Linked DNA regions of Homo sapiens: region 1 is linked to region 2. Evidence: chromatin contacts called from ENCODE Hi-C or POLR2A ChIA-PET data. All regions are on one chromosome and are shown on one strand. Each heading gives the region's core, a stretch centred on a gene start or an enhancer-like site at or near the end of the contact. The rest is flanking DNA. Distances are from core to core; before and after follow the strand shown.

The links. Hi-C counts contacts between places; a loop is a spot of excess contacts on that map. ChIA-PET counts read pairs that join two places held with the same protein, here RNA polymerase II (POLR2A). Pooled maps may share reads with other maps.
Region 1: a map of CD8-positive, alpha-beta T cell shows a loop between it and region 2 (12-fold over the local background). The contact joins the promoter of MZT2A here to the promoter of LINC02572 in region 2. A Hi-C loop is called at or near these places in 2 of 168 maps with a recorded cell type or tissue (CD8-positive, alpha-beta T cell and ascending aorta) and 11 of 50 pooled maps. POLR2A ChIA-PET finds 5 or more read pairs at or near these places in 1 of 52 experiments (T-cell).

What each region holds. Positions count from the first base shown.
Region 1 is chr2:131,490,824-131,495,111 of GRCh38, reverse strand. MZT2A (mitotic spindle organizing protein 2A) reads left to right here and starts at 2,715. Exons shown (of 3, transcript NM_001085365.2): 1 at 2,715-2,905; 2 at 3,088-3,236. The coding sequence starts at 2,736. It overlaps MIR4784 (microRNA 4784), which reads left to right and starts at 3,876; the gene lies at 3,876-3,952. It also overlaps the pseudogene SMPD4BP. RefSeq lists silencers at 1,775-1,964, 2,485-2,994 and enhancers at 1,797-2,590, 2,591-3,384.
Region 2 is chr2:129,874,960-129,879,265 of GRCh38, reverse strand. LINC02572 (long intergenic non-protein coding RNA 2572) reads left to right here and starts at 1,775. Exons shown (of 6, transcript NR_149127.1): 1 at 1,775-1,818. It overlaps LOC105373616 (a long non-coding RNA gene), which reads right to left and starts at 1,387. Exons shown (of 3, transcript XR_923328.3): 1 at 600-1,387. RefSeq lists enhancers at 403-958, 959-1,515, 1,536-1,830.

The sequences.
Region 1 (4,288 bases), core at 1,466-3,965, 1.6 Mb before region 2:
GGTTGCAGTGAGCAAAGATCACACCATTGCACTCCAGCCGGGGTGACAGAGGGAAACTCTGTCTCAAAAAATGGAAGAAAAAAAGGAAAGAAAACTAAGATCAGCTTTCCAGATTCCTACCTCTCAGCTCACCCAGGTCAAAAATAAAAAATGCTCAGACCTAGACTTCACAGACAGGAAGTCTGCCAAGTCCCACTGGTGGCCTAGTTACAGTTTTCCTGGCCCAGCTCTGCCCACTGCACAAGTAACGGCACTGGGGTGGCACCTGGCAGTCTGTGGAGGAAGAGAGGCTGGGTGTAAAGAGGCCATGTAGGCAGTTGTAGAGTGAGAGGAGACAGGAATCTCTGCCTCTCTGCCACTTGGCAATAGGAACATCTCCCAAGTTTTTTCAATTTTTTTTTTTTTTTTTTTTGAGACGGAGTCTCACTCTGTCGCCCAGGCTGGAGTCCAGTGGTGCTATCTTGGCTCACTGCAAGCTCCGCTTGGGTTCACGCCATTCTCCTGCCTCAGCCTCCCGAGTAGCTGGGACTACAGGCGCCGGCCACCACGCCCGGCTAATTGTCTTTTGTATTTACTTAGTAGAGTGGGTTTCACATGTTAGCCAGGATGGTCTAGATATCCTGACTTCGTGATAAGCCCGCCTCAGCCTCCCAAAGTGCTGGGATTACAGGCGTGAGCCACCGCGCCCGGCCAGCTTTCTCTTTTCCTTTTTTTTTTTTGAGACGGAGTCTCGCTCTGCGCTCTGTCGCACAGGCTGGAGTGCAGTGGCGCCATCTCAGCTCACTGCAACCTCCGCCTCCCGGGTGCAAGCAATTCTCTGCCTCAGCCTCCCAAGTGGCTGGGATTACACGCGCCCGCTACCACGCCCGGCTAATTTTTGTATTTTCTACTAGAGACGAGGTTTCACCATCTTGGCCAAGCTGGTCTTGAACTCGTGACCTCGTGATCCACCCGCCTGGGCCTCCCAAAGTGCTGGGATTACAGGCGTGAGCCACCGCGCCCGGCCTCAATTCTTAACCTAGCTATCAATTGCAGTGTTAAAGAAAAACGCCTCAGTCCTAATGCACTTGGTCAAGAAAACACTGCACTACTGCAAAATGATCAAAGCAGCATTAAACTGTGGACTGCTGGATAAGTGCGGAGCTCTAGAGATGATGAAGGGGAGAGCATCTCTGCTCAGTAAAAGCTTTCATGGGCAGCGACTGAAAGAATGAGGCCCAGAGGAATTTCTAGGAACTTTCCAAGAGAGGAAATTCAAACCCGAGAACTCCCAAGAGGTGTCTCCCACACCCCTGTTCTCTGACCCTGCCATGGCCACCCTCCCCCGTCACAGGTCTCTGCGTGCCATGCACCTAGAGTCCACTTCGTCGCGACTCTCCAACACCTATTTTCTCCAGGAGCTGCTTCGGACCCGTTTGTTTTTTTTGTTTCGTTTTGTTTTGTTTTTCTGACAGCGACAGCCCTTGGGCAACGCTAATCATTCCAAGCAAATTCTGTCATGCCAAGACCTCCCTTAACAGCACGCGCCCACTTGTTTCCAACTCTCCTGCGAATTGGGCTTCGGGAGCCTCCGAAACCAAGGCTCGGAGATGTGGAGCGCACAGGGGAAGGGTCGAGCTGGGACCCACACCCGGCTCTTCCTCCCACACCGCCTGTTGAGCCCAAGGCTCAATTTCAACACAAAGCTCTCCTTCCCTCAATTCCTTCAACGACGGGTAACCTTCAACGAACACCTACCGGACCAGAACAGAGTGTACGAGCGGCGCGGGAAGGTGGCACAAAGGCATGGCCCAGAGGAGTGGCAGGAAGACTCAGCCGGGGCCCTCCACTCCCCAGCCTGCCCGGCCTGGGCAGAGCCGCCGGGCCGCCCGAGTCCTGGGGCTCGCGGAGGAACGGAGATGGCCTCCGCAGGGGCTCGCGGAAGCCCCCAGGGCGTCGGACCGTCTCACGCGCGCGTCCCGCGCCACTCACCTGTGGGACCCATAGCGTCGCCCGCTTCAGAGGTGGAAGCCGCCATTCCGCCACCGCGCCAAAACGTCGTCATCAAGCTGCGCGCAGAGCCACGCCCCGCGGCCGGGCGGGAAAAGCGCTTCTACCTCTTTGGGCCGTTACCTCAAAAGGTACGTGCGCAAAGCGAAGAAGGCCGGCCGGCCGGCCAGGGAGGGGAAATGGCGAGGCAGGAGTGCGGGGGGAGGGAGTGGTCCTTAGCTGAATGCGCCTGCGTTGTGGCGGCCTCTGGCGCCCCAAGGTAGGGCTCACGCACTTTCTCCCTAGCAAGGAATGCGCGTGCGCGTAAGCAGGGTTGTTGATTAGTGCCCCCCACCCCCCCCGAAGAGCGACCCCTAGTGGTGCACCGGTGCGGACCAGAAAATTGCACGCTTTCTTGAAACAGGTATTGACTGAGCGCCCAATGTATGCCTGGCACTGGGCTGGGTGCTGCCACCTAAGCGAGCACGACCAATGCAAGTCTATCAGGGACGCCCTGACCGCCAAGCAGCTGGCCCCTGCAGTCCGCCATGCCACTCCCGACGCCTAGCGCGCCGCTCAGCACACCGTGAGCGCCCACTAACTGTTGGGCTCCAATGACGCCGAGGAGGCGGCCCCGTCCCCGCGCTCCCGCCGCTCCCGCCAGGGCAGCCCGGGAGGCCAGACGCTGGCGCTGCAGGGAGAGGGCGGTGGGCGCATCCGCTAGGGGGCGCGGCGGGGCGGGGCGCACCTTTCGGCGGGCCTCGCGGATGGCGGCGCAGGGCGTAGGGCCTGGGCCGGGGTCGGCGGCGCCCCCGGGGCTGGAGGCGGCCCGGCAGAAGCTGGCGCTGCGGCGCAAGAAGGTGCTGAGCACCGAGGAGATGGAGCTGTACGAGCTGGCTCAGGCGGCGGGCGGCGGTATCGACCCCGACGTGTTCAAGTGAGCGGGGCGGGTGGGGGCCGCATGCTCGCCAGACACCCCCGACCTCTGCTCTCCGGGTACGCCCGGCCCGCTGGTCGGGAGGAGCCCCCGCTGCCCCCGCCCCCGTCCTTGTCCGGTCTTCAGGGAGGTGGCCGCGCCGGGCGGAGAGGGCTCACCGGCCCCGCGTCTGTCCCCGCCAGGATCCTGGTGGACCTGCTGAAGCTGAACGTGGCCCCCCTCGCCGTCTTCCAGATGCTCAAGTCCATGTGTGCCGGGCAGAGGCTAGCGAGCGAGCCCCAGGACCCTGCGGCCGTGTCTCTGCCCACGTCGAGCGTGCCCGAGACCCGAGGTCAGAGCTGGGCCCGCTGTCCCTGCCCCAGTGGCGGGGGTGGCGGGCGGGGAGGGGGCAGGCGCGGCACAGCGGCGGCGTGGCCCTGAGTGGCCAGGCCTGTCTGTCGGTCGGTCTAGGCCCAGCACCTGCAGGGCCCATCCGTGGGCTCTGCTCCTGGGCTTCGCTGCCAGCCTTAGGAGGCACGTCCAGGTCAGGTGGACGCAGAGTGCGTGCCCCAGGGTGGTCCAGGCTGGGTAGGGCTCCTCCGCTTAGCTCCTCCCCACCTCTTCACTCAGGCCTTCATCCTACAAAGTCGGGAATCAAGACGGTTTGGGGCTGGGCGCCGTGGCTCACGCCTATAATCTTTGGGACCCCACGGCGGGAGGATCCTTTGAGGCCATGAGTTTGAGACCAGTCTGGGTGACAGGGTGAGATCCTGTCTCTAAATGTTTTTCAAAAGACAGTCTCGATCTCTGTCCTGTGGTATACAGCATCCAGGGAAGTGCCCAGGGAGCAGGGCAGGCAGACGTCTTCCTGCCTTTACCCCACCTGGGCCCAGTTCCTGCCTCTGATGATTGCAGGAAGAGAGTTAGACGCGGAACTCCCAGGGTGCAGAGGCCTGCGGGGTCTGAAGGGCCTCCTCCCTCTCCAGTGTGGTGACTGGGCTGAGGAGATGCTGGGACTGAGAGTGTCATGGTGGAGCCTCCGTCCCTGCTCATCCTCTCCGCATGTTGCTTCTGCTCCCGATGGCTCTCTCTGAAATGCAGCACAACCTCCCAGGCCAATGGAAGGAGGCCCAGAGCTGGCTCCCTGCCTGGAAGCAGGAGGAGACCCTCACAGGCATCATGAGAAGGCGTGGAAAGCAGGCTGCCTTCATGGGGGAAGTGCCAGGGCCTGGGCACCCACGCCCGCTGACCCAAGAGGGCCCGGGCACCTGCGTGCTGGCCTCTTCACTGACCCTCGCTCTGTCTGCTCTCTTTGTGTCTCTCTCTGACCTCCAGAGGCCTCCTTTCTCTCTGCCAGGAACAGTAGCCCCCCTGCAAGGCCCTCGTTTTCCTCCAGCCCGCAGC
Region 2 (4,306 bases), core at 526-3,025:
TGATTAATAAGAGACTGAAAGATGAACCCATGTTTATTGGAGTTGTTGCTTAAATTAATTTTTAAATAGTGCCTCACCACCTAGGGAAAACTAAATCACCTTCTCAATGAAGAGACGCAAGGTAATTTGGAGTCATTAAACAGGCCATTAGGAAGTGTCTCTTGCCTATCGGTTAAAAACCACACACACACACACACACACACACACACAGACACACACACAAATTTCCAATTTAGGATGGTTCGACGTATGATGTTTTGACTTCTTACTGGTGTGATAGTGATACACACTCAATATAAACTCTACTTTGAGTACCCACACAACCATTCTCTTTTTCACTCTCAGTACAGTATTCAATAAATGACATGAGATATTCAACACTTAACTATAAAGTAGGATTTTGCCTAACTCTGAGCACGTTAAAAGCAGGCTACACTAAGCTATGATGTTTGGTAGGTCAAGTGTATTAAATGCATCTTTGACTATGGTATTTTCAACTTACGATGGGTTTACTGGGATGTAACCCCCATGGTAAGTCAAGGAGTATCTGTATATACACCCACAAAACTACGGAGAAACAAGGTATTTCCCAAGCCTACCTTAAAGATAAGCAACGCTATCCCGTTTCCGGGAGCCCAGGGGTCCTGCGCTGAGCAGCGGCCTTCCTTGGGCGTTCCAGCTCTTCTGGGCAGCGCCGGGCGCTCTCACACAAATGCTGCCTCCTTCAGCGCGGGTCTTACAAAGTTGTGCTGTTCTGCATGTTGTTATTTCTAGCTTGTGTTGCACATTTCAGTATTTCCCAAACAGAACATACTGACCATCACTTAATGTTTTCTACATGATTCTAATCATTGTCCATATCCATTCAACAACTTTCAGCGTTCAGGGAAGGCATTAGTGCCCGCTTCTGGGGCTGGACGACGGGGCTATCTGAGAAGAACCGGAGGCCGGGGCTACCTCGGGAGCCTCGCGGCGGGAACGGGTCCCAAGGCCTGCGGCGACAGTACCGGGAGGTAGCCCAGGCCATACACACTAGAGCCTGGCGGAGCTGCTGGCCAGGATGCCAGGGCAGCAGGTGCACGCAGGGCCCTAGCAGAGCTCCTCCAAGAGGGGGTCTTCAGAAATAACCCCTGCGAAGGAGTGGGAGGTGCTCCGGCTGCAGCCCCCCCGGGAATAACCCAATACGTCTATTGACAAAGAAGCCGGCCTACTTTGCTTAAATCCAGAATTTATCAAGCATACATGGTCACAGACCACCCCCTCCTGCTGCTCTGGTATGACATCATTACTTTTTTGAGAACTGTTGTGTTCATCATGCAGAATGCCTTCAGCCAGCCTAACCGCCAGCTTCCTCCGGGATGGGTTTTCCTCACTCTGCAGCCCAGCATGTGGGAAAGACCCTGCGCCTGCTGTGCCCGCCCCCGCGCCCGCCCCCCGACACGCGCGCCCGCCCCCCCACACGCGCGCCCGCCCCCGACACGCGCGCCCGCCCCCCCACACGCGCGCCCGCCCCACCTGGCCCTGTTCCCGCCCCCTCCCCTCCCTGCTTCGCCCTGTCCCCGCCCCCTCCCCAGGCTGTTCTGTCCACCCCTGCTCCTTCCGCTCCCGGCCCGGCCCCGCCCCCGCCCCTCTCCCCGGAAGAATGGGGGCCTCTGCTCACACCAGATTGGTCGGACGGCATCACGTGACCTCATCTCTTGGACTCGCTTGCTATTCCCGAAAAGGGGGAAAGGATTTGGGGGGGACAATCGCGGAGCCTCTCGCTGGCTTTAGGGAGAGAGGGCTGGGGTAGAGGAGAGCCCCAGGGAGCAGGCAGAGGTGGGTTGGCTAGGGCCTTGTGTGACTTGGGCTGAGAAACTTCACTTATTCCCTGGCGCTGGCAGTTGTCAAACTGGGTCTTGTAGATGCTAAGTCTCCATAGAGGTATCGTAGGTATGTTGCAAATGCTTGATTTGAATTGCTTTTTTAAAACAAACGTGTCTTAAATAATTTTTAAAGCTTAAATGATTTTAAAAGACTGCTCAAATGTGCCGTGTCTCATTTATGGTTGTTTATTCACGTGCGAGAGGAGCTGGCTCTGCTATCAACAAAAGGGCTGCTGGTTCCCTCTGGCAGTGATTTTGAAACTTTTTAAGCAGCAAAACCCCCTTCCAAACCGAGAATTCTGCGGTGCTTCAGTCATTAAGACTGATAGAAGCTATATTTATTGGGATAGAGTGATTTTATAATCTTTATTATACAATTGATAACCTAGGGAAAGAAAGATTGAGCTGCAAAGAGGGAAGGCAGAGGAGAAGGGAGATATCACCAGGCTGTAGGTGGGAAAGGGAGTGGAATGGTGGCTTAGACAGGTGCAGGCGGTGTGAAGGACTCACAGGAAGAGAGTCTTGCCTTTCCAGCTCCCAGCTGTTTTTTGCTGATGGATTGGATGTGGGGCCACAGGGTGGCAAGAGAGAAAACCAGGATGACTCCTGAGATTTTGGCTTGAGCAACTGGGCCGATTCTGGTGCCAGTTGTTGAGGTGGAGTGTGGGAAACTGAACATGCCCTCGTGTGTGTGGGGACACTTTTGGGCGGTTACAGGAGGTAGTGGTAACGAATGATAATAGCAGAACATCAGGGTAAGCCTGATAAAGAATTATAAAAATCAGGCCATCAGGGTAAACTCAACGTAACTACTGATGCAAATTGAATAGCTTCTGGCTGTTTACTAAAAACGGAATGAGGGATAGTAACTGTAGCTTTAATTCCATAACAATAGAGCTAAAAATCTACCATAGCTGTGTAGACACTTGCTGACTACCTGAATGCATTCAGGTTTTTTCTAAATAATAGAATTATCTAATCATTCTCTATTTTTTGAATTGGCATGTTCCTTTGGGTGTTGGTTTCCTTTCTGCCCCCACAAGTTTGGTGACAAGGATGGGACACCTTGAGTGAGCCTTTCCACTGGGCAAATTGGAGGATGTGTAGCCATCTTCGGTCAGACAAGAGGCCTTGTTTGCTGAAGTCTTTCTTAAACACATTGACTCATTAAGTCTATCATTTGATTGACCCTACTGTCGTAGCTTACACCAAAGAAAAATTATGGTCATGTGTAAAGCTATATCCTCTCCCTAGCTCAAATACGGGGAATTGAACCTGTAATTAGAGAACTAGAAAGAGAATCATAAAGAAAGGACATTTGCCTTGTAATAGTCTTCCTATATTACCTATGAAAAAGGAAGGGAAACTGACAAAGAAGTTTAGCTTGCTTACATATTTTTACAAAATCTGATAGAAATATATTTTTGGTATGTCTGACAGTTGTAGTACTCAACCTCTTAGCCTCCTATTGTGTGACCTAACTAATTTTAGTAATAGACTTATGTTGAGCTTTCTTTTCTATACCTTCAGCAGAGGAACCAAGGTATCTCTTTGTGTTTACCTATGAAGGCTTTCCATATTGGTGGCAATGCATCCCCCAGGGATTCAGAGATTTGCCAACTATAATCTCTAGGCATTTACAAAAGAACTTAAAGAAACTTCCCCCACCTCAGGAGTCCATATATGGATATATATGGATGATTTATTGATAGGTAACACCTCATGTGCTAACAAGATATATTAGGCCAGACATGGTGACTCATGCCTGCAAAACCAGCACTTTGGGAGGCTGAGGTGGGCAGATTGCTTGAGCTTAGAGTTCGAGACCAGCTTGGGCAACATGGTGAAACCCTATCTCTACAAAAACTTATAAAAATGAGCCAGGCCTGGTGGTGGGTGCCTGTAGTCCCAGTTACTTGAGAGGCTGAGGTGGGAGGATCACTTGAGCCTGGGAGGTGGAGGTTACAGTGAGCCGAGCTCGCACCACTGCACTCTAGTATGGGTGACAGAGTGAGACCCTGTCCCCAAAACAAAAACAAGATATATTAGCTTTACGAAAATTCTAGCTTCTAAAGGGCATAAAGCTCCTTTAGATAATTTCCAACATCGTTAGACCGAGGTCAAGTATTTGGAATATTTGTTATTGGCTGATGGATGGGAAATAGTTCTGTCCCCAAAGCCACCTCTTTTACAAATGAAGCAATAGCTCCATGTAGCAACAGCTCTGTCACTGCGAAGAAATAGCTCCACCCTTTTGAGGTTGGTGTGCATCGCAGGCAACGGGTCCCTGTCTCTTCTGAGAGGCAAGCCACTCATGGTGGTGCTACATGAAGCATCGCTAGGTGCATTTTTGCAATAGCTAGGAGAAGCTAAAAAAGCCTTCAGATCCTTAAGTAGCCATTGTTTTCCTGCCTGTACTTGGAGTCAGTTCCTAGCTGGTC